Linked DNA regions of Mus musculus: all the other regions are linked to region 4. The links are chromatin loops, found by intact Hi-C in ENCODE. Cell type or tissue: heart. All regions are shown on one strand.

Region 1 (5,000 bases), 57 kb before region 4:
AAGAAGGGGATGATGAATCTTTGTGGACTCCCTTTTTCTTGTTCAATCGAAATAAGGACGCCAGAGTCACATGACTGTGGTAAAGGTGGAGCGCCTCACAGTGTCAGTTCGAGATTCTCAGGTGTCCCATCCCCAATCCAGTCAGAACACCACAGTGGTGTCAGGAAGCCATTCTCCAGAGGCCCAGGAAATTTCAAATATCCATCGTGACATTACTGAAGTAATCTACTAGTGACCTTACCTGGCCAGATGAGACAGCATTGTGAAAACAGAGTGGCGCACAGCTGGAGAGAACAAGACAGAAGCCCCAACCCTAAAAGGTTACCATCCCCATGGTCGCTGGGCTGATGAACACAGGGCAAGTCCTAGGCTGTAAATTACTGCTTTCTACAGAGGCAGTGGGAGTGAGAGAGTGACAGACAGAAAGCCTGATCTTATTTCTACTGAAACCCTGTTACCCAGAAAAGTGCTTCTATATGCAGAAAGACAAACTTAGAAGCCAGAACTTGGGCTGCCTCGGTGGGAAAAGGCACTTGCTGTCAAGACTGATGGATAACCCAAGTTCGATCCCTGGACAAGGAAAGAACCAGTTTGATGTCTATGTGTGCACACTCGTGGAGAGGCTTTGGGTATAGGGCAAGTGTTTTATTATAACAATGCTCATGCCTTTTAAAGATGTGGGAAAGCCTTTGTGCTAAGCTAAGTGGAAGCTAATGAAGAAAGCTGACAGGAATCTCTGCTGGATACACAGCCCATGCCCTACACAGCCAGTGGAAGAGATCCGCTGCCCCTCCCACCTCTAGCAGGCAGCACAGAAGAAAGCAAGGACTTTACATAGTGGGACCCCTCTTGCTAAGCTACTTAGGGAGCTAGAGAGAATAGCTTAGTGGGTAAAGCGAGCAAGACCTGAGTTCAAATGTCTAGAAACCTCGTGAGGCTGCGCGTGGCAGCTCTGCAGTAACCCCAGTGCTCCTGTAGTGACAGGAAGTCCCGGAGGCTCTTGGGTCAGCTAGCCTGGCCCAGGAAGTGGCAAACAAGGCACCTACCATATAGAAGGCAGGCCTGGAGACACTGAGCTGGGCTTGGAGGTCAGTCTCCCTCAGCTTTGCCACTACCCAGCTCAGCAGAGGCCAGAGACAGATGGGAGCAGTTACAGCGTCACAGATGACCAACAGACTGCAGCCTCCTTAAAGTGGAGGTTTTGTAGGGGGGAGGGGTTCCACCTCTGCTTACAGGCAGACTTGTGAGTAGGGCAGGTTGTGTTCCAGGGACAACAGGTGACAGGATAAGCAGGAGCTCCCAGCAGCAGCGAGTACATAAAGGGCATATTCAAGGGAAAACGTTCAGGGGATCAGCCAGGGGCAATCCAGGACAAGTGGACCTCCCCTCTGCCCTGCAGCTTCTGGGCTAACCCCAGTCTGCCCTCCAGCGTGGCTCCCTACCATCTCCTCTGAGATAGCATCAGGTTCCTTGGTGGGAGGGGCTGCTGGGAGTTATGTAGACTTGATAGGCTTAGTGTGTGTGCAGGGCAGGGGGCACAGACAGTGGTGGCTCTATCTGGCACTGCCACAGAGGAAGTAGGCTGAGCCACCTGCCCAGAAAGGGACCAGTAGTTTTCATTTGTCTCTTGGTCCAATCACTTGCTCACTAGAGGGGCTGGAGTTGCTGTATGCTCAGGGGTGGCCACTGCTGCTGGGAACATGCTGTTCAGTGCTGCCCTGGACAAGGTGACCAGAGTCCAAGACTGGAGACTCAGAAGACGAGCCAAAAATCCAAGCTACCTTTCAGCACCAAGGCTGGGTCAGAACAAACACACACCCTTGGCCTGTTTTGCTGTCTTTCCTCTGGCACTGCTTAGTTATAGTCAAGTGTGTGCCATGACCTGGACAGGGAAGGCCGCTCTTGCATCATCTACCCAGCAGCATGCGGTGGCCACAGCGGGGCACTGCCTCATCCAGTGTGTCCTTTCTTGTCACCACTTTCTCGACACTGGCAAATGGGCTGCAGCCCCACAACAGTATAGTCAGGGGCCCAGCTAAGTCACCACACAATCTGGCAGCTGGCCTTCAGGATGTCAAAAGTCACTGTCACCAGCTGCTGCCTCGTGAGCGCAGCCACTGCTTTCCTAAGAGGCTTCTCAAATAATGCATATGGGGCACACAACCCATGTCCCTCCTCATTCCATCTTTGTTCAGTGTCAAATTCGTACCCAAATTAACAACTAATATGTTCTTATTCCTCACGCGGGGTCAGCCATGAACAGCAGACTCACTCCGGAAGCTAGCACCATGCCTTTCCTATGTCTGACACATCTAGAGTCAGTAAGTCCTGTCTGTTAGATCCAATCTGCACCTCCGACCATCAGAGCAGACATTGAGTGAAAGCACCCAGCCACCACTTTGAAGCATCCAGCTGGAAAACTCAAACAGACATGGAGTTTGCTCTCTGGCAAAAGCATCACCATGTTTCCCGGACCATCAGCTGAAATTTAAAATGCCAAAGTTACACAAAAATAGTGATCAGTGATGTACCCTGGCATGGGGGTGAGCGGGGCGGCTATGCCAGGTAAAGAGGCCAGGAGGGCACAGTGCTGCTGCTCCCAATGCCAGCCATCCCAGCTCCAGGTGGAGGCACGTCCACACAGCATGTCCAGACCGTTCCGTAGAGAAAACCCTTCCGCTTTTCTAACAACTCAGCATAGACACAGCTCCAGCACCACCGTATGGTGAACCAGTGTGCAGGGACGGCTTTTTAGGACTTAAAGCAAGACATTTGGAGGCATGTGGGGCTGGAGAGATGCTTCATTAGCATGCTTGCAGGGCAAGCTTAACCCAAGCTCAGATCCTCAGCACCACAGAAAGCCAGGTGCAGTGGTCCTCACTTGCAACCCAGCGACGGGGAAGGGAACAGGTCGGTCCTCGGGTCCTACTATAGTCAAAATGGTGAGCTCCGGGTTCAGTAAGAGACTGTTTCAAGTGTGACTGAGGAAGACATCCAACTGAAAACTCTATCCTCTATCCTCTATGGCTACACTAGTGGGCACACACACCCATCTGCATACCACATGCAAAAAAATGTGAGGTACTTAGCAACCAAACAGTAATGGCCACCCAAGGCTGAGCACTGTGGAGCAGACAGCGCAGTGATGAGCTGGGTAACGCTTTAGAGAAAAACAGACTGCATATAAGATGATGGTGCATCTGAAACCCACGATCTCTCCATTTCTGTATCTCCAGACACACTAATATCTACTGCTCTTCCAACTGTCCATGATCTTCTGGGTATCACCTGCTGCACTTGCAGCCAGGAGCCCGATTCCACAGGTCTGTAGGTGACACCATCTACATTTGTGTAAGCACATGATGTTTTTTTTTTTTTTTTTTTTTGGTTTTTGAGACATGGTTTCTCTGTGTAGCCCTGGCTGTCCTGGAACTCACTTTGTAGACCAGGCTGGCCTCGAACTCAGAAATCCGCCTGCCTCTGCCTCCCGAGTGCTGGGATTAAAGGCGTGCGCCACCACATGATGTTTTAAGTGACAAAATTACCCACTAACAACGCCCATGGTGCAGAGCGCAGGCCCATCATAAGGCACGGCTGCCAGTGGTTCCTACTCAAGCCCCAAATGCTTTCTTCTAATTCACTGGCAGTCTGCACTGCGTAGGTGGGAGCTTATTTGTACCAATGCTGCAGCCAAAATACGACACACATTTGCATGTCATCCAGTGTCAAGGACAAGACCGAGAACCATGTGGCTAGAATGGTATGTCGCCGAGTGTGCCATCTTACATATGCAACCTAAGAAAAGGCAAAGGCGAAGTGTTCATCCACAGCAAGCATAGGGACCTGAGAAAGAGCCAATGAAGAAGAGGCAAGGCAGCCGAGGGCTCGCTTTGTCCTTACCCGGCTAGTCCCTGTGAGCGCCACACCCCGTGCATGGCAGAGAGCACGTTCCCCACAGCAGTGCTGGAACCCGCCTAGGGAAGATAAGGAAGGGAGAGAGGGCCGTTACCTTCTGGTTCTCTGAGCAGACTCCCCTCACCTTCATCCAAGGCTTGCCCTGGGGTTAGCTTGGAAATCTTGCCTACATTTAGACATACAGACAAATACTTGGGGATGGGGGCGGGGGGGGGGCAGCTTCTCATAGCTCACCTAGAAACTAATGGTAACTATTCAACAGGAAGCCCGATGGGGGTGGCACTTCTACGTTTGCATGGGTCTATCTTTAAAATGACCCCGTCATCAGGGTTGGTCCTCTGTACTCTGAGAGTATACTCGGTCCAGGGATGTTACTGGAATTCCTTAAAGCTCAGCTCAGAGCTTGTTTTGTTGTTTGGTTTTCCTTTTAACAACATGGACAACTGTCTTCAGTGGTCACCGCGACCCATGGCCTGAGTTCTGACTCTGCAGATCAGCTGCCTCAGAACATGAAGCCTGTCAGCCTCTCTCAAGGCTTAGATCTGAAAACAGCAAGAGCAAGCAGGGGCCCTCAGATGTGCCGCTCCCACGGCACAGCTGGGAGAGTGCTGGAGAAATGGAAGCGTGCTACACACAGATCCATCACAGTGACAGCTGCCAACATGCGGTGGCGATGACAGAGCCGCTCTTCCAAAGTCAGGGTTATTAATGGTCCGGCAGGTTCTCCGATGCTTCCACCCCCATACCCTCCGCTAACAGACACGGCATAGAACCTGCATTATCTGATACCCACCTTTGCCAGCATGATCCTTGTCTTAGCCACGTCCAGAGGTGTAGTCACTGCAGCTGCAAAGCCACCTGTGTGTAAGACCCAGCAGTCAGTGACATGTCCAGACTCGACAGTAACCTACACGTCTACACATAACTGCGCCGAGTACACATAACTGTCAGAATAACTTGCCATCGTGTCTACATGACGGCGTTGAGAGCAGGATACACGTGAACAAGTTCATCTCCCTATTTCACATCTTTTGCCGTACTGGAGAAAGAAGGTGAAGGGTACTCAGGCTGAGGAGTGAGGCCCT
Region 2 (5,000 bases), 77 kb before region 4:
ATAGACACTGTGACATATTTCTCTTAATAGGGACAGAATATGGTCACTGTCACCTTTAAAACTGCATTAATCTTCCACCAATTCATTTTTGTTCCTTTTGTACCAGTCCAGACTTAACATTTCCAACCATAGATAACTAATGTTACATAAACCTACCCAGTGTAGTGCACACCTGCAGTAGTGCTAGGAAGGGGGTTTGGTTCTAGCAAAAGGTATGCTTTGGCGCCCAATCCCTGTTGAGCGGTGTACAAGTCACAGCCTGAGCCTTTAGTGTCAGGGTCTTCCCCTGGTGTGGCTGTCCCAGGCAGTGGCTCATGGTGCCCTCTGCTGGCTGATACAGCAAGTGTAGCTGTGGCTCAGTTGCTCAGTACAGAATTCCAGGTTCTGTTGTGTCAGTCTCCATCAAGATAGGTCCTTCATTTCCTACACCAAGACATGCAGTGGAGGGGTTTGGCGCCTTGGGATTTGGGTTGTATGACAGGTTTTTACAGTGTATGTAAGCGGTAGTTCTCAGCTCTGTGGTACTGGTTTCATGGCTTGCATGATAGTTATCAAACTAGGTGATTGTTGACCTGATGGTCTTCTGACAGCAGGAGTCCTGTGGACATGCTTCAGTCTCCTGTCTCCAGGGAGGTCAGGCCAGTTGTGGCATGAGACACAACTGAAGACAAGAGAGAATAGGGCACCCACATAGCTGCTCAGTGGTGACATTTGTCTTCTTCTTTCTTCCTTAGGATTCTGTCCTTCAACAACCTCACGCGGCTGGATGAGGAGAGTCTAGCGGAGTTGAGCAGCCTCAGTATCCTGCGCCTCAGTCACAACGCCATCAGTCACATTGCTGAAGGCGCCTTCAAGGGACTCAAGAGTCTGCGGGTCTTGTAAGAATTGTGCTTTTGAGGGTGACAGCATGAAGGGGGTCCCCAGATGGGAGAGCACACAGCAAAGCACTTGCTTTGTTGAGATTCCCTCTTGCTGGCTTGTAGTCAGAATTGGGCTGTAAGCTGGTCTGCAACAGGAACAAGGACTAGAACCAAAAATAACTGCTGAACAGTTAAATCCTTCCTTTACTGAGCAGAAAAATCCTTCCTTTCCCACAGTGGTGCCTATTGCAGGATGAGGACTCTTGAAAAATCACTGTTATCAATAGTTCTCAGTACACTTGGCCGGATGGGATGGGTGGGTCTGGAAAAGCATTTCTACATAGGGTATCTGCAGCAACATTCACACAGTCCTGCATGTCTCTGCTCCATTCTTTTGGTTGTGACCTCTCATTTATTTCTCTTTTAGAGAGGGTATGGTAGTGGTTTTGTTCATTTGCTTTTAAAGACTGGGTTCTCTGGCTCAGGTTAGCCTCAAGCTCATATATTGAGGCTGGCCTTGAACTTGTGGCCATCCTCTTGCATCAAGGGCTAGGATTACAGGTATGTGAGCCTCCAGGCCTGGATGTACGTTTTGAGAATTTTTTCCTAAGGTTTCTATGGATCAAACCCAAAGCTTTATGTGTAATAGGCAAATTCTCTTCTACTGAGCCACACCCCCAGTCCTGTCTTCCGTTCTTAAATCCTATGTATTGTTTTCTGTAACTCAGTACCATGGCTACTTTTCTGCTCTTTCTTTGAAGCTCTTTAGTGGACCTGGTATCCAAGATAGAAGTGAGGGTCCTGTGTCCTTGTCCTCATTCAGGAGTGGTGTAAGAAAGAGAAAGTGAGAATACCATGTCCTTTGAAGGGTCAGATGGGTGAGGCTGCTAGAAGCTGCTGAGGGTGCTTTTCTGGGACTTTTCATAGAACTTTTTTCACTTGTAAACGCTAGGCTGTCTCCTAGCAGCCTTCAGTCTAAAACCCCCCAGAAGGGCACACAGTCTTCCACAGATAGTGGTAGCAGTTCCACAGCTTTCTTCTGCAGCCTGGTCTGCTGGGGGAGCAAGCCTGTCGTTGTGCCTGGAGGGAGGCCTCTGCACTTGCACCAGGCAGAGTGGGCTTCAGGTTTGAGTCAGGGATGGGGAGCTAGTGCCAAGCAAGCTATCCGAGCCCAGGTCAGTCTGTGAGCCCTTCCGAGGCCCGGACAGAAAGGCCAGAAACATTCAAGCTGAGCAGGCCAGAAAGAGAGGACTAATTTGGCAGGCAAGGCCCAGAGCAGGAAGACAGGCACACAGAACCGCAGTCTCTGCTGTACTCAGTCTAAAGATGACAGGGTGGGACTCGTTGAGAGCAGAGGTCCCTTCCAGCAGCACATTCTCTTTTAGCTTCATGCTGGAAAGTGAAGGTCAGAGCAAGCATTGTGTACTTTCGTCCCAGCTCCACTCCCAGCTGGCAATGACTTTCCAGCGTCTTCCCAGAGCCAAGAGCTGCATCCCTTTCTGTCCTTGGCCATATCTGCAGGGACTCGTGCAGGGGATGTGCAGGGACCAGGGCTCTGTGAAAAATTGGAAAGAGTGAATGTGAGAGTAGGGGTCTGGCTGCCAGGTGCGTGTGGCTGGGCAGCGTGACCTGCCCTTGGAAGCTCAGGGAGGAAGCTGAAGCACTGACCATATCCAGACAGCCTGGGGCCGAGTAGTTGGCCTCCTTTTTCCTGTCCTGGCAAGTGGGTCACAAGATTGACTCAGCACCCAGATGTGTGCTCTGGCTCAGTATCCAGTGCTACATAAGCCTCACGAGGAGCAGGGTGCAGGCCCTAGGCTTCCAGGCCGGCCTGGAGGAACATCAGGGCCCAGCTCCTTCGCCGCCACCTCTTCCTTCCACGTGCCTTCCAGTGTCCTGGTTGAACCCGAGAGAGGACTGTGGCTAAGAGTAGACAGAAATGGTTAGGAATCTTTTGGGTTAGAGGTCTGCTTCAGAGAGGTGTGTGCAAGCCTGGCTTCTTCTTGTGCTGTCTCTACTATTTCCCTCCCTGAGGCCAGCCAGATTGGTTGGTGGGCGGGCTGGCTTTGTTGGAAGCAGCAGAAGCAAGGTCATGCTGATAGTACACAAAAAAGAACAACAGGACGTTCTCAGGGCCATACTTCTCCTGGCAATGCATGCTGCTGGGCCCCCTGGGGTGCACCTGGATGCTTTGCGGCTCCTAGTGAAAGCCTGGGTGTGGGGCTGGTCTCCCTTCATGGTGGAGAACAAAGGCAGAGCTTAAGATAGTGGGTGAACTTGCCTTCTGTTTCCTTCTTAGGGACCTGGACCATAACGAGATCTCGGGTACAATCGAGGATACCAGTGGTGCCTTTACGGGGCTTGACAACCTCAGCAAGCTGTGAGTATTTCAGACTGGGAGTGTGCGGTTCCGCAAGCTCTGGGATGCAGGGGTGCCACTCATGCAGCTCCCCTGAGTCTCCTGTGTCCTGGGACCACAGAGGACAGCAGCAGGCCTTCTGCTGTGTGCAGAGAAGAGGCTGAGGGCTACAGTGAGGAATCCGCAGTGGCTCACAGGCCACTCTCACAGTCTTCATACTGTCAGTGTGTGGTGGTCCTTAGGGCTGCTGGGCTTGGTCCTGTTTACAGCCCATCTGAAAGCACCTATATGTTCTGTCCTCTGCACAGAGGGGTGTTGCTGCCTTCTTTAGTTTCTAGAGATGTGTGAAGTACCTTTCAGTAGTATTGAGGCTCTTGTCAGTCTTTTTGTTGCTAATTATAATCACAAGTAGAAGCAGCCATCACCAAGAGCACTAGTCATAGCTACTTTGAATTCAGTTTGGAGAGTCTTTGTCCTGCCCTCCTAGAATTCGTCCACTGCTGTAGTAGGTACATGTCTGTGTGCAGGCTCCATTATGCAGCCTTTAGAGCTCCAGAGACAAGTGAAGGGAACTAGCCCAGGACCTGGCAGGTGGCAGGTTCGGATTTGTACCCCTGGATATGGTATACTTGTTCTCTTGCCCAAGTTGCAGAATGCTCTGCAGTTCTGCTGCTGGGGGCCTGTCCATGCCAGCTTGTGAGGGAGGGGGCATTTCTGGACCTCACAGAAGAACTTCAAGAGAACCTCGAGCGACCTGTGTAGAAGCAGCCCCCGCCCGACCCCTGTCCACCTCTGACATTGATCAGGAGGGGAAGAGGGTGTTCTGTGTAGGGCACACGTAAAGGGGGATAGGTAGAGTACACAGAAGTGGGACCCTGGCTTCCTGTCAGGATGGGCACTCCACATTGTGAGGAAGGCTTGTCCATGCCATGGCTCCTTCCAAGGCCGTGAATACAAAGCCGACCATGACACGTTCCGCACTCTGTACACCCATGGTGCCTTTGTGCTTGCTTTAGCAAGCACTGAAATGGCTTTTGGGAGCCTACGCTGGGCTGGCCAGATGTGTAAGAGGTGACATCTGAGATCACTGCCTGTCTGAGTCCTTAGCAGGGAGGTCAGGCTAGCCACCTCTTCCCTGGAGCACCCTTCCAGTCCAGGGAGGCACCGATGTGTGCTGAGAGGAGGTCAGGGCCTGTTTGAGCCTATCAGTGGTATGATTGGCACTGTGTAATTGAGAATTTGAGAATTTGTTTTATTGCTGTTGTCACCATTAGAAGTAACAGCCTGCCCTCACTGTAAGAGGTCAACGTGACTAATATTTAATGGATGAAACAAGGCACAGCTTTTCCTAGATCTGGTTTACAGGAGATTTCACTAAACAGCTCAGCTTGTTTTTACTAGGCCCCGGAGCACATGGTACCCTGCTTGTGGGATCTGAGTAAGTGCAGGAGCTGGCAGACTCGCAGGCACTGGGGTTCAGTGCCCCGTGAGCTGTTATTTGCTGCTAGTTTTGTGGCTAAGGAGCCAAAGTGAACATGGCCACTGGGCTTCTGGCATTTGGTTTATTTTAGAATTCCAGATTGCGAGTTGTGGAAGTCTTTTCAGGATGAGATTGTTTTCTTGTCCACCCAGATTGCCTGTGAGAGAGAGGGGAGATAGAAGGGCCATTGGCTGTTTGCCCTAAGTCAGGAAACAGTAGGTTTTGTCTAAGGCTGAACTGACCACAGGGGCCCCTGGGGCCAGAATCTGTAATGAAACAGGACTTAGGAGGCCTCATGGTG
Region 3 (5,000 bases), 160 kb before region 4:
ACCAAGAAGCCATAATTCTGACTCTTGAAAGTTGGACTTTTCAAACAATCCCCATGATCAACCTGCTTTTCTGATTAAAAAAAAAAGTATGTGGAGGTTGGGGGTGGTGTATGCTCATGCCACAGCACACATGTCGAGGTCAGTGGACAACCTTGTGGAGTTGATTCTCCCCTTCTCCCTCTATATGGATTCTGGGGTTAGAGCTTAAGTCCTCAGGCTTGTGCCTCAAGTGCCTTTGCCCACAGAGTCAGCTTGCTGGCTCCTTTCCTATACTGTTTTGTGTGTGTGTGTGTGTGTGTGTGTGTGTGTGTGTGTGTGTGTGTGTGTTTCTCAGTGCAGTTTGCTAATTCTGGGCTTCTAGCACTGGGATTAGCATGATGTATTGCTGAGACTTTTGGATGCAAGAAACCTTGACTGATTCTTAGGGGTGTTGGTTCTGGGCATTGGTTTCTGCAAACTGTAAAATCTAGAAAGCTTCTATAGATGACTCAAGTACTCAGGAGGCAGGGGCAGGCGAATCAGGAGCTCAAGGCGATTCTTTGTTACCTATTAAGTTCTAGACTACCCTGGAGTGTATGAGACACTGTTAAAAAAATTAAAGCACTAGATTAAATAAATAAAAAAGATAAAGCACAGATTAAAAATGAGGACCAGCTCTTTGCTGGAAGGACCGTGACCTGTTCTAGCAGGTAGCTTTCCTTAAAAGTCCCCCTTGGTGTTCTCTTCCTGATCTTCGGTTGTAGCTACAGACGATTCTTTCCTAAGCTGGATTTCTGCTCTCCAGCCCACACTCTTGGTGCAATCGCATGCAGGTTGCTAGTATGTGGGCAGACTTCCATACATGGTGTGAGGAGCAGACATGACTTCATGCTTTGCTGTAGACGAGAAGAACTGCCAAGGCTCAGGCGCCCCATTCCCCCCAAGACTCACTCCCTCTGTTTGGAATCCTCTTCTCTGGTGGTGTGGTAACCAGACCACAGGGGATGCTGTACACCTGTGGGCAAATTACCTTGCAGATTCTCAAACCTTGTCCTCTAGGATGCCAGGAGTTCCCAAGTGCATCTCATAGTCCCACCCACAGCGTTTGAGAACCTTTTGGAACACTCTACTGTGGTGACCAGCCTGAAGGTCATCTCCAGCCAGGTTTCATGACTTGTGATGAACTGTGTGTACTATGCTGCTTGATGCAGGGGCAGGGTGGGGATGACCTGGCAAGTTTCTTTAAGGGAGAGCTGATCACAAGCATTCTGCATTAAATAATTCTTTTGTTTAAAGATTGTCTGTAATTCCAGTGCCAGGGGATATGATTATCACTTCTGACCTCTGTGGGCACCAGGCATGCATGTGTTGCCCAGACATATGTAGGCAAAACACACATACACATAAATTTAAAAAAAAATCATTACAAATTTAAAATAAAAATTTAAATTAGATTTGTGTGTGTGTGTGTGTGTGTGTGTGTGCGCGCGCGCGTGCGCGCGTGCGTGCTCATGTGTGGAGGCCAAGGATAGCCTGCAGGAATCTGCTCTCTCCTTCCACCTTGTGAGTTTCAACGATCAAATTGCTCTCTCATTCTACCATCCTACTGGTCTAAATTACTCTTTTGTCCCAGCCCTTGGGATGCCGAGGCAGGAGGATTGCTGCAAGTTTGGTGCTAGCCTCACTATATAGTGAGATGTTGTTTCAAAGAAAAAGAAGGTGGGGGGCAGAGAGATTTCTCAGTGGTTAAGTATTCCTCTTGTAGAGAATTCCGTTTCCAGCATCCATGTCAGGTGGTTTACAACTACCTGTGTTAAGCTACAGTGGCTGTTGGCTTCCTTGGATGTCCTGCACTCATGCCCATATACATACTCACAGACATACGTACATGCACACACATATGCAATTAAAAATAAAAGGAATCTTTAAAGTGTACTATTTTGTCTTGAAATTCGTAAGCACCATGATAGAGGACTCCAATTTGCAGCTCTTGTATATTCCATTCCCCAGCTTCCTATTTCTACCCAAGGGCATGAAAACAAGGAGACCTGTTTCTCCTTATCCAGTTGGAAGGTGTATGCTAATGTGGACTGCATGTGTAGCACATATGTTCCTGCTCATGCGTGCATGTGCACACAGATACTAGTTGGAGCTTTCCTGTTAAGATTTCTGAGGTATTACATTTGGCTTAATTTATGCACGTGTGGACACTGCTTCACCATCACTTCTGAGATATACAGAAAATGGGAGAGAAACCCAACAGCATTGCTCTATAGTGTAGGCAATCAGGAGAAAGGGAAGGCTGGTGTAAGGATGAAAAGAATGGCAAACAAAGCCGGGCATGCTGCACACACCTGTAATGCCAGTTGTTCCAGAAGACTGAAACAGGAGCATAATAAGGTTGAGGGAGTCTGGGCTACATGATGAGACTCAAACAATCAAAAAAGAAGGAAGAAAGAAGGCAAGGAAAGAAAGAGACAGAAAGCACAGACAGCTAGGCAACAATCACCTGACTACTAAATACAGGTCCAATTTTGGTTTAAAAAAAAAGCAAAACTTGAGGGACAGCCACGTTTAGCATCAAATCGTATTTCTTGAATATGTCAAACATGTAATGAAATCCCTTTAACTGTTCGGTGTTTTTCTTCCCGATGAACAGCGTTCCTACTCCCTTTCTATAAAGCCTAAGTTAGATTTAACCGTGCTGGAACAAATGTTTTCCAGAAGACTCCAGCGCCTTAGTTTCCCTGACCCTGTGTGCAGTTCGGACATCAGCAAGTCAAACCGCCCAGAGGCGGCAGATATGTATTACAGTGCTAATCTCTTCCCCCCGCCCCCCCGCCCCACTCCATTAAGTGTGTGTGTGTTCGCGCGCGTGTGCTCGCCTATGTCCAAGCACTGTTTCACATGGCGGCTATCAATCTATTCTGATCCGTGTTTGCCAAACTAACAGGTTCTCTCTCTCTCTCTCTCTCTCTCTCTCTCTCTCTCTCTCTCTCTCTCTCTCTCTCCTCTCTCCCTCCCCCCACCTCTCTCACTGTCTATAAAGAGCACGTCACGGATAATTTCTTGGAAATTGTATTTTAAAGGCACTGATTTTCAATAACAAAACACACCACCACAGCAACCCCCTTTATCCAAGTCCAGAGCACTTCCCGAACTATCCTTCAACTAACTAGGGGCGGGGAAGTGGGCGTGCCCTCAAGATTCAATTTCTGCAGCACACAGTCATTTCGGTAGTCAAGGACACATTTCTGGATTAAAGATATCAAGAAGAACGAGTGTGGAGCACAGATGGGAAAGGGGGCCCCACCTCTGAGGAAATAGCTGAGAAACTCATGAAAGCAAGTTTTAAATCTTTTTTTTTTTTCTTTTGCAAGGCACCTGAAAAAGGGTGCTCGTTTGCTGTAAATCCACCATGATGTTTTTAGTTTAGGAGAGCAGAATAAACCTTGGGTCCAGATAGCTCCCAAACCCGTGGATTACAAACTTTCTCTCTTCTCCTAGGCTCAATGGACCGAAGCTTAGGCCACTTTTCCAGATTCTGGTACTTGGTAGCCAAAACCCTACAAGTCTCCTTTAAGAGGAGGCAGCACGCCTCTCCTTTTCCCCGCCCCGTCCCCGCCTTTCACACCTTGGGTGGGAAAAGCGAGCGGAGGCGGGACCTCAGGGAGCGAGCGCTCTTATGGGTTAGGACGCCAAAAAGGCGCTCCAGGAGCCAATGAGCAACGGGCAGGGCGGGGCGTAATGCTGTAGCCCTGCAGCCAACGTGGGCCGATCTGCGCCCCGGGGCCCCATCGGAGGGGTGTGTGAGGGCGAGCAGCCGGGGCGGGGCCTGGGGCCGCGGGGCTGGACCGCGGAGCGGCTGGCCGCTGATTGTTCGCAGCGCTGAGGCACGGTGCGCTCCGGCCGCTCCGGGACGGGCAGGCGCGTGGGGTCCACGGCTATCATCAGCTCAGCGCCCTCAGTGAGATGCCCGCCCGCGCCACGCGCAGAGGCCGAGGCTAAGCGTTTTCAGTCCTCAGAGGCGGCGGCTCTCGGCGTGCGCCCGAGCTCTGAAGGCGACTCTCAGCGCGGCGGGAAGGACGAGCAGCGGCGGCCGGGCACTCACTGCGGGACTCCACAGAGTTCGCCGCGCGCGGGGCTCGGCCCGGATGGGCGCGGGGGTGGCGGTCCCCGCAGGGTGCTGCGAAGCGGCCCGGGCAGAGCGTGCCGGCTGAGCGCCGCGGCCCCGGAGCCGACTGGAGTCGGGCGTCCATGTCCCGGCGCGGAGCCTAGCTCCGAGCGCAGCCCGCGCCCGCGGCCGCCCGCACCTCGCAGCCCTCGCTCCCCGGCTTCGCGGCGCGTTCCAGACAAGATGGCGCGGCCCGGTCCGGGAGTGCTCGGAGCCCCGCGCCTTGCGCCTCGCCTTCTGCTCTGGCTGCTCTTGCTGCTACTGCAATGGCCGGAGTCAGCGGGCGCCCAGGCTGGCCCGCGGGCCCCCTGCGCGGCCGCCTGCACTTGCGCCGGGGACTCGCTGGACTGCAGTGGGCGCGGGCTGGCGACGCTGCCCCGGGACCTGCCCTCCTGGACGCGCAGCCTGTGAGTATCGCCTTTGCCTCTCGTCCGGGCGCTGTCACTAAGACGGGGCTGCTGGTGTGCTCAGCCGGAGAGGGTGCGGAGTGCGCTCTGTGGGCTGGGGAGACTTGTGGGTGGCCGAGTGGAGGTCACGCGTGGGAGCTCGGGAGAGAGGACTCTGCTTCTGGGGTTTGAAGGTGAGCGTGATTCTGGAGGAGCCTGCCTTGCGGCGAGCGTGTGTTGTGGAGAGGATGCAGGACATGAGTGATCCTGTAAGGGTGATCGAGTGTGCCTCGTGAAGTCTGGAAGTCAGCGAGTGTGGGCCGTGGAGGTGAGCCACCGGTTTGTGATTTGAAACTGAGTGAGAGTGCTGTGGAGCGCGAAATATGTGTGTGTGTAGAGTGGAGGTGAGCGAATTTGTGTGCATGTGAGACGGACGCAATGGCAGAGTGTAGGAGCCTGTG
Region 4 (5,000 bases):
GGCTACACTAAGACCCACTAAAGTGTCACTTTAAATGAGTGGATTTGACGGTATGTGAATTATATCTCAAAAAAGCTGTTACCCAAAAAGAAAAAAATAAATTCATGAGACTGCAGTGAAGATAAATAATGGTTTTTTTAAAATCTGGGGGTAAAAGAGGAGAACTTCTTCACAGATGAATGCCAATTAACAAACTCCGAGGAAAAAGACAGCATTAGGAAAATCATCAGTTTGCAATACCAATGGAACAAGGGTTCCAAGCAAGAGCATCGCAGACGGTAAAACTATTAGGGGAAAGATTATTGGGGAAGAGGAGAGTCACACAGCCTCAAAATATTACCCCATGGAACACTTCACAACAAATACCTGAATCATCTGTATGTGGAAATCGGGGAACACCTACTCAAGTGATTAAACAGGGCACTGCCTGCCGCCAGCCATACACTACCATTTGTGTCGCGCCTGTATAAAAACAGTCAAACTAAAGTAACCCAAATCTAATCTTAAGAACATCAGACACGCCACATGTGTGGCTCCATAGCATGAGGGACATGGGGAGGCACATGCAGTGTACGATCTTCCAGCGTCTGAGGAGATGCTGTGGTCTTCATTAGAGAGACCCCTGTGTACACTACAGACACTGTTTAAACTCGGTGTCTGCAAGGGTTGGAGAAAAGCTCTCAGCAAACAACAAGGTAAATCAACGGACACCCCACACACTGGGTAACTGTCACAGGACCTGTCAGTCAAAACAAGGCATACCACGTGCACCACAGAACTAAATGCATTTATCTGGAAGGCTAAGCCGTATCCCTGCTGGGGAGGAGCACAGAGCAAATCACACCCTCTCTTCCACGGAAAAATCCCACACGCTAATGTTTCAACACAGCATCCAAAAGTACAGGCCTTGGGCAGGCGAGGCTGCTGGCCACCGCTCCTTCTGTTACAGCCTTACACACACTTCGTTGACAAAACAGTAAGATTTTTAAGAATTAAGTTTTAAATTTAACTTGCCAGCCGGGCAGTGGTGGCGCGCGCCTTTAATCCCAGCACTTGGGAGGCAGAGGCAGGCGGATTTCTGAGTTCGAGGACAGCCTGGTCTACAAAGTGAGTTCCAGGACAGCCAGGGCTACACAGAGAAACCCTGTCTAGAAAAACAAACAAACAAACAAAGATTATTTTAAATTATATCACACACCACCCAAATCTGATCTCCCTTTTAAAAAAACTTTTAAAAATAAAGTTATTATTATTTTACTTTTATGATCAGTGGTTTGTCTGCCATGTGTGTTTATGCACCACATGCATCACTAGTACTTATGGAGGCCAGAAGAGAAGACAATTTCCCTAGAACTGGAGTTATCATGTGGGTCCTAGGAACTGAACCTGGGTCCTCTGGAAGAGCAGCCAGTGCTCCTAGCCACTGAGTCCTCCCTATAGCCCCACAGCTTTTTTCTTTTGTGTTTTTGAAATAATTTATAAAAAGATTTATAAAAGTCATTAGGATGGGATAGAGTCCACACATATTCTGCTGCTGGCTCCAGACTAATCTTTGAAGGCTTTTTCCTAGTGTGGAAAAACAACAGTAACTACAATAGAGAACAAAGCCCCCACTGGTGCTGCAAACAGAGGCCAGTACACAAACCCTAGCTGCTAAACTGTAGCTCTCAGCTGAACTTCACATTCGCCTGTTCCAGGCCCCAAAGCCACCTCCCACCAGCCTCTAGAGGCTCCGAGCTCTGAGCTCAGGCAGGCCTTTCATCAAGACTTGACAAGTTCACGCACCTGCCTGTCTGGGCCTGTATGAAGTTTCCCCATGATCACACTGAAATCAGGGACATTTTTCTTTGGGTTGGGTTAGTAGGCTGAAACAGGGGGACTGAGTCTGAGAACAGCCTGCTCTAGATAAGGAGGGAATGTCTTCATTTGCATTTCATTTTTGTTTTTTGGGTTTTGGTTGGTTGGTTGGTTGGTTTTGTTTGTTTTTTTAAGTGTTTCATGTATCCAAGGCTGCCCTCAAACTGGACTCAGGGTCATACTGTGTCTGTCACCAGTTTGGGTATTACAGGCATACTACTACACCCAATTTTATGCAGTTCTGGGACTCAAACATCAGCTCTATATCAGGTAAGCACTCTACCAATTGATACTGTCTTTAAAAAAAAATAGTCTGAGCATGTATGTAGCAAAGTTAAAAAAAAATGCATTTTCCAACGTGAACCACTTTTATTGAAGCCAGGTGAACAAGGCCAAGCTTCCTGCCTGTGGAGAGTTCTCACTTCACATTTAAAACACAGGCCTTGGGCACCCTCTAGTGCTTCATTATATATCACAAGCTTCAGAGCAAGCCCAGCCATCAAATGCAGCACTTTGAAAGGCGAGAATACCCCTTTCCTACTGGTTTCTTCTTTTCTGCCATTACATAATGCACTTGGCTATGTGCCAAAGCCATCTCAAGGCTTGAGCATCACCTTTCCCACCTACTATACACGATGACACCCAGAGAGGGAAAGAGGAGGGGCGTCCAGGAAGTCTAGTGAGGATTACAGGAGGGAAGATGCTGAAGCAAGCATTAATGCCTAATTTTTATCTTTTAGAAGTCTTTACAATTCAAAAACTGTGCTCTAGGAATGGCTCCTGAGTCCCCAGCACTCATGCAAATAATAAAAAGAAAAAATCAGGGCACAGCCACATGCTTGCCTCTAACCCCAGTGCCACTGGGGGACAGACGGGAAAATCAGTGGCACTTGCTGGCTGCCAGCCTAGTGACAAATGCTGCCTCAAGAGGGTAGGACAGAGAGGGATAGAACACTCAGGGTCTTCCTCTGGCCTCTGTGTGCAGGCACTAGCATGTGCCCCTGCATGCCCACACTCATAGACACACACCCCTCCACACGCTCACAAGACCACAGCCACACACACAGGACACTGATTTGTATTCTACTTCCTAGGTGTTGATCCAAGCCTTGCACATCTGTTGCCATTGTCCAGGTTACTGAGAATCTGTGAGGCGATCAATCTGTGAGGTGTGAGCAAGAGGCATCTGGGACCAGAAAGGCACACACACACAACCTCACATTCCAGTGCCACCACTTTGCTAGCTCTATTGAATTTCACAAGCTTCAGCTCACTGATCTGAAAAAAGGCTAATATTTTATAGATTAAAAATTTTAAAATACATTAAGTACATGATCATAATCCATTTCAAACTGTACTTTTCTCTTTATGAGCCCATGCTAGTCTGGGCCAGACTGTTGAACCTCAAGTTCCTTCAAATAACCTTCAGCCTTGAATTGCTTATAAAATTTCTATATTTTGTTTCAAACTGAATTTTCTTAATGCATAAACATAGTTTCTCTCTTAATCCTCTTATGAGATGGAATTTTTCCGACAGTAAAATTACACAGTAATGGGACTTAAGATTTTTCAGCCTATGATGTTCAATGACCACACATATATGATGAAGGATCTTCCTCATGAAACAATTGTTTACTATTTTTGTATGTAATTTTAGAAAATAATTCATTCATATATGTGTTTATATGTATGTTTGTATATATATACATATATATATATACACACACACATATATACATGTGTTGATGAATGTGTATGTATATATATGTGTGTGTGTGTATGTGTGTGTGTTGTTTTTACAGGTTGCAGTTGCTCCTATGGAAGGGAGACATATCATATTATGAAGTTTTTCCAACAGTAAATTTACACAGTAATAGGATTTATATATGTGGGGTGTGTGTGTGTGTGTGTGTGTATCCCTTCCACAGGAGCAACTTTAACTAGAAAGGATAAAAATTAAGAGTACTTATAGAAGACACAGAATATAAAAACTGACTCCACTGGATGGATATGTAGAAGAGTTGGCTGATGGGAAACTATGAAATATACCATAGAAGTATGTGAAGACTCCATAATTCTTTTTATTGCACTTTATTTATTGTGCCTATATGTCTGTGTGCACATTTGAGTGCCACGGCTCATATACGGAGGTCAGAGGACAGCTTATGGGAGTTCGTTCTCTCCTTCCACCATGGGGGTCCGAGGGATTGAACTCAAGTGGCCAGGTCATCATCAGCTAAGCCACCTGGCAGGCCAAGAAATTTGAAACTTTACAGTAAAAGCAAAATTCATCCAAAGAATAAGAAAAGTAGCAAGCAGCTGCTTCTGTAAACAAACCCTAATCACACACAGAGTAGGGGGCTGAGGTTATTTTCTCTACATTAAATCCGTCTTACTAAATTGTTCTGCTTAAAACTGCTTGTGATGAGAAGATACAAACTGTAGGCTAAGGTCAAGGACGGTGACGTCAAATCTTGCAGTAAAGGATTAACTGAATGAACCGTCCTCCACTCTTCACAGATTTCTACAGAAGCTACAACAATGCAAATGCAATAAGTGACTCATCTTATAAAGCTCTGTGATTAAAGGGGAAACTTCGTGTTTCATTTGTTTAACATTCCCACTAATACGAATGTCTTAGTACACGTTTGCTGACTGAGAAAGCAATGGACAAAATCCAAGGCCAAATAGGGATTTCCCTTTCTTTTCCCATGAAGCCAGCATTATGGAATTTAAACAGATGTTCTATTTGGACATAGTTAATAAAATGAATTCTGGAGGATTAAAATCAGGCTCGGTGTGTTTGCACTCAATTGTAACTGAAGGACAACATTGCATTAAAAGTTTGGAAAGGCTGCTGGCCACTGCGTCTGATAATCTTTGTGATGCACAACAGTGAGTGCCCACAGCACTCCTGCTCCAACAAAGCCACACTGAGTGCCCACAGCACTCCTGCTCCAACAAAGCCACACTTACAAAAAACAGTTTTTCTAAGGGTTAAGAAAATTCATGTCTTGGAAAAGTATCTCCAAGTTGGAGTTTCACTGCCTAGCAATTGTACAGATCATAACAACGCAGGGCAGCAGCAGAAGAGCCTGGCTGTTTCAGCCCCAGTCAGAACTGCCTCACCCTCCAGCGATGAA

What was found. Hi-C counts contacts between places; a loop is a spot of excess contacts. Peaks named below come from ENCODE experiments on the same cell type or tissue, not always from the same donor. Only the 100,000 strongest peaks of a DNase experiment are listed, where the experiment ranks them.
Region 1: a loop joins it to region 4, with 2.2 times the contacts of the local background. A loop is called at or near these places in 10 of 42 quality-filtered maps.
Region 2: a loop joins it to region 4, with 4 times the contacts of the local background. A loop is called at or near these places in 8 of 42 quality-filtered maps.
Region 3: it touches region 4 in a loop (1.9-fold over the local background); 5 of 42 quality-filtered maps call a loop at or near these places.

The regions. Positions count from the first base shown.
Region 1 is chr6:94,598,153-94,603,152 of GRCm38, reverse strand. Slc25a26 (solute carrier family 25 (mitochondrial carrier, phosphate carrier), member 26) reads right to left here. Exons shown (of 10, transcript NM_026255.5): 8 at 4,709-4,773; 9 at 3,901-3,974. Among named protein-coding and RNA genes, the nearest start is that of Mir7041, 5.8 kb to the left of the region's middle. In heart, a CTCF peak has its summit at 1,935; a DNase peak (open chromatin) is centred at 1,802; H3K27ac peaks cover 885 bases.
Region 2 is chr6:94,618,493-94,623,492 of GRCm38, reverse strand. Lrig1 (leucine-rich repeats and immunoglobulin-like domains 1) reads left to right here. Exons shown (of 19, transcript NM_008377.2): 8 at 735-878; 9 at 3,160-3,240. Among named protein-coding and RNA genes, the nearest start is that of Mir7041, 15 kb to the right of the region's middle. In heart, a CTCF peak has its summit at 330 (motif pointing left); DNase peaks (open chromatin) are centred at 322, 2,472, 4,740 and 4,920; H3K27ac peaks cover 1,616 bases.
Region 3 is chr6:94,699,022-94,704,021 of GRCm38, reverse strand. Lrig1 (leucine-rich repeats and immunoglobulin-like domains 1) reads left to right here and starts at 3,877. Exons shown (of 19, transcript NM_008377.2): 1 at 3,877-4,560. The coding sequence starts at 4,337. In heart, a CTCF peak has its summit at 2,749; DNase peaks (open chromatin) are centred at 3,171, 3,681 and 4,561; H3K4me3 peaks cover 2,690 bases; H3K27ac peaks cover 2,643 bases.
Region 4 is chr6:94,541,392-94,546,391 of GRCm38, reverse strand. All of the region lies in intron 5 of Slc25a26 (solute carrier family 25 (mitochondrial carrier, phosphate carrier), member 26), which reads right to left. Among named protein-coding and RNA genes, the nearest start is that of Slc25a26, 44 kb to the right of the region's middle. In heart, a CTCF peak has its summit at 2,317; no DNase peak of the experiment used is centred here.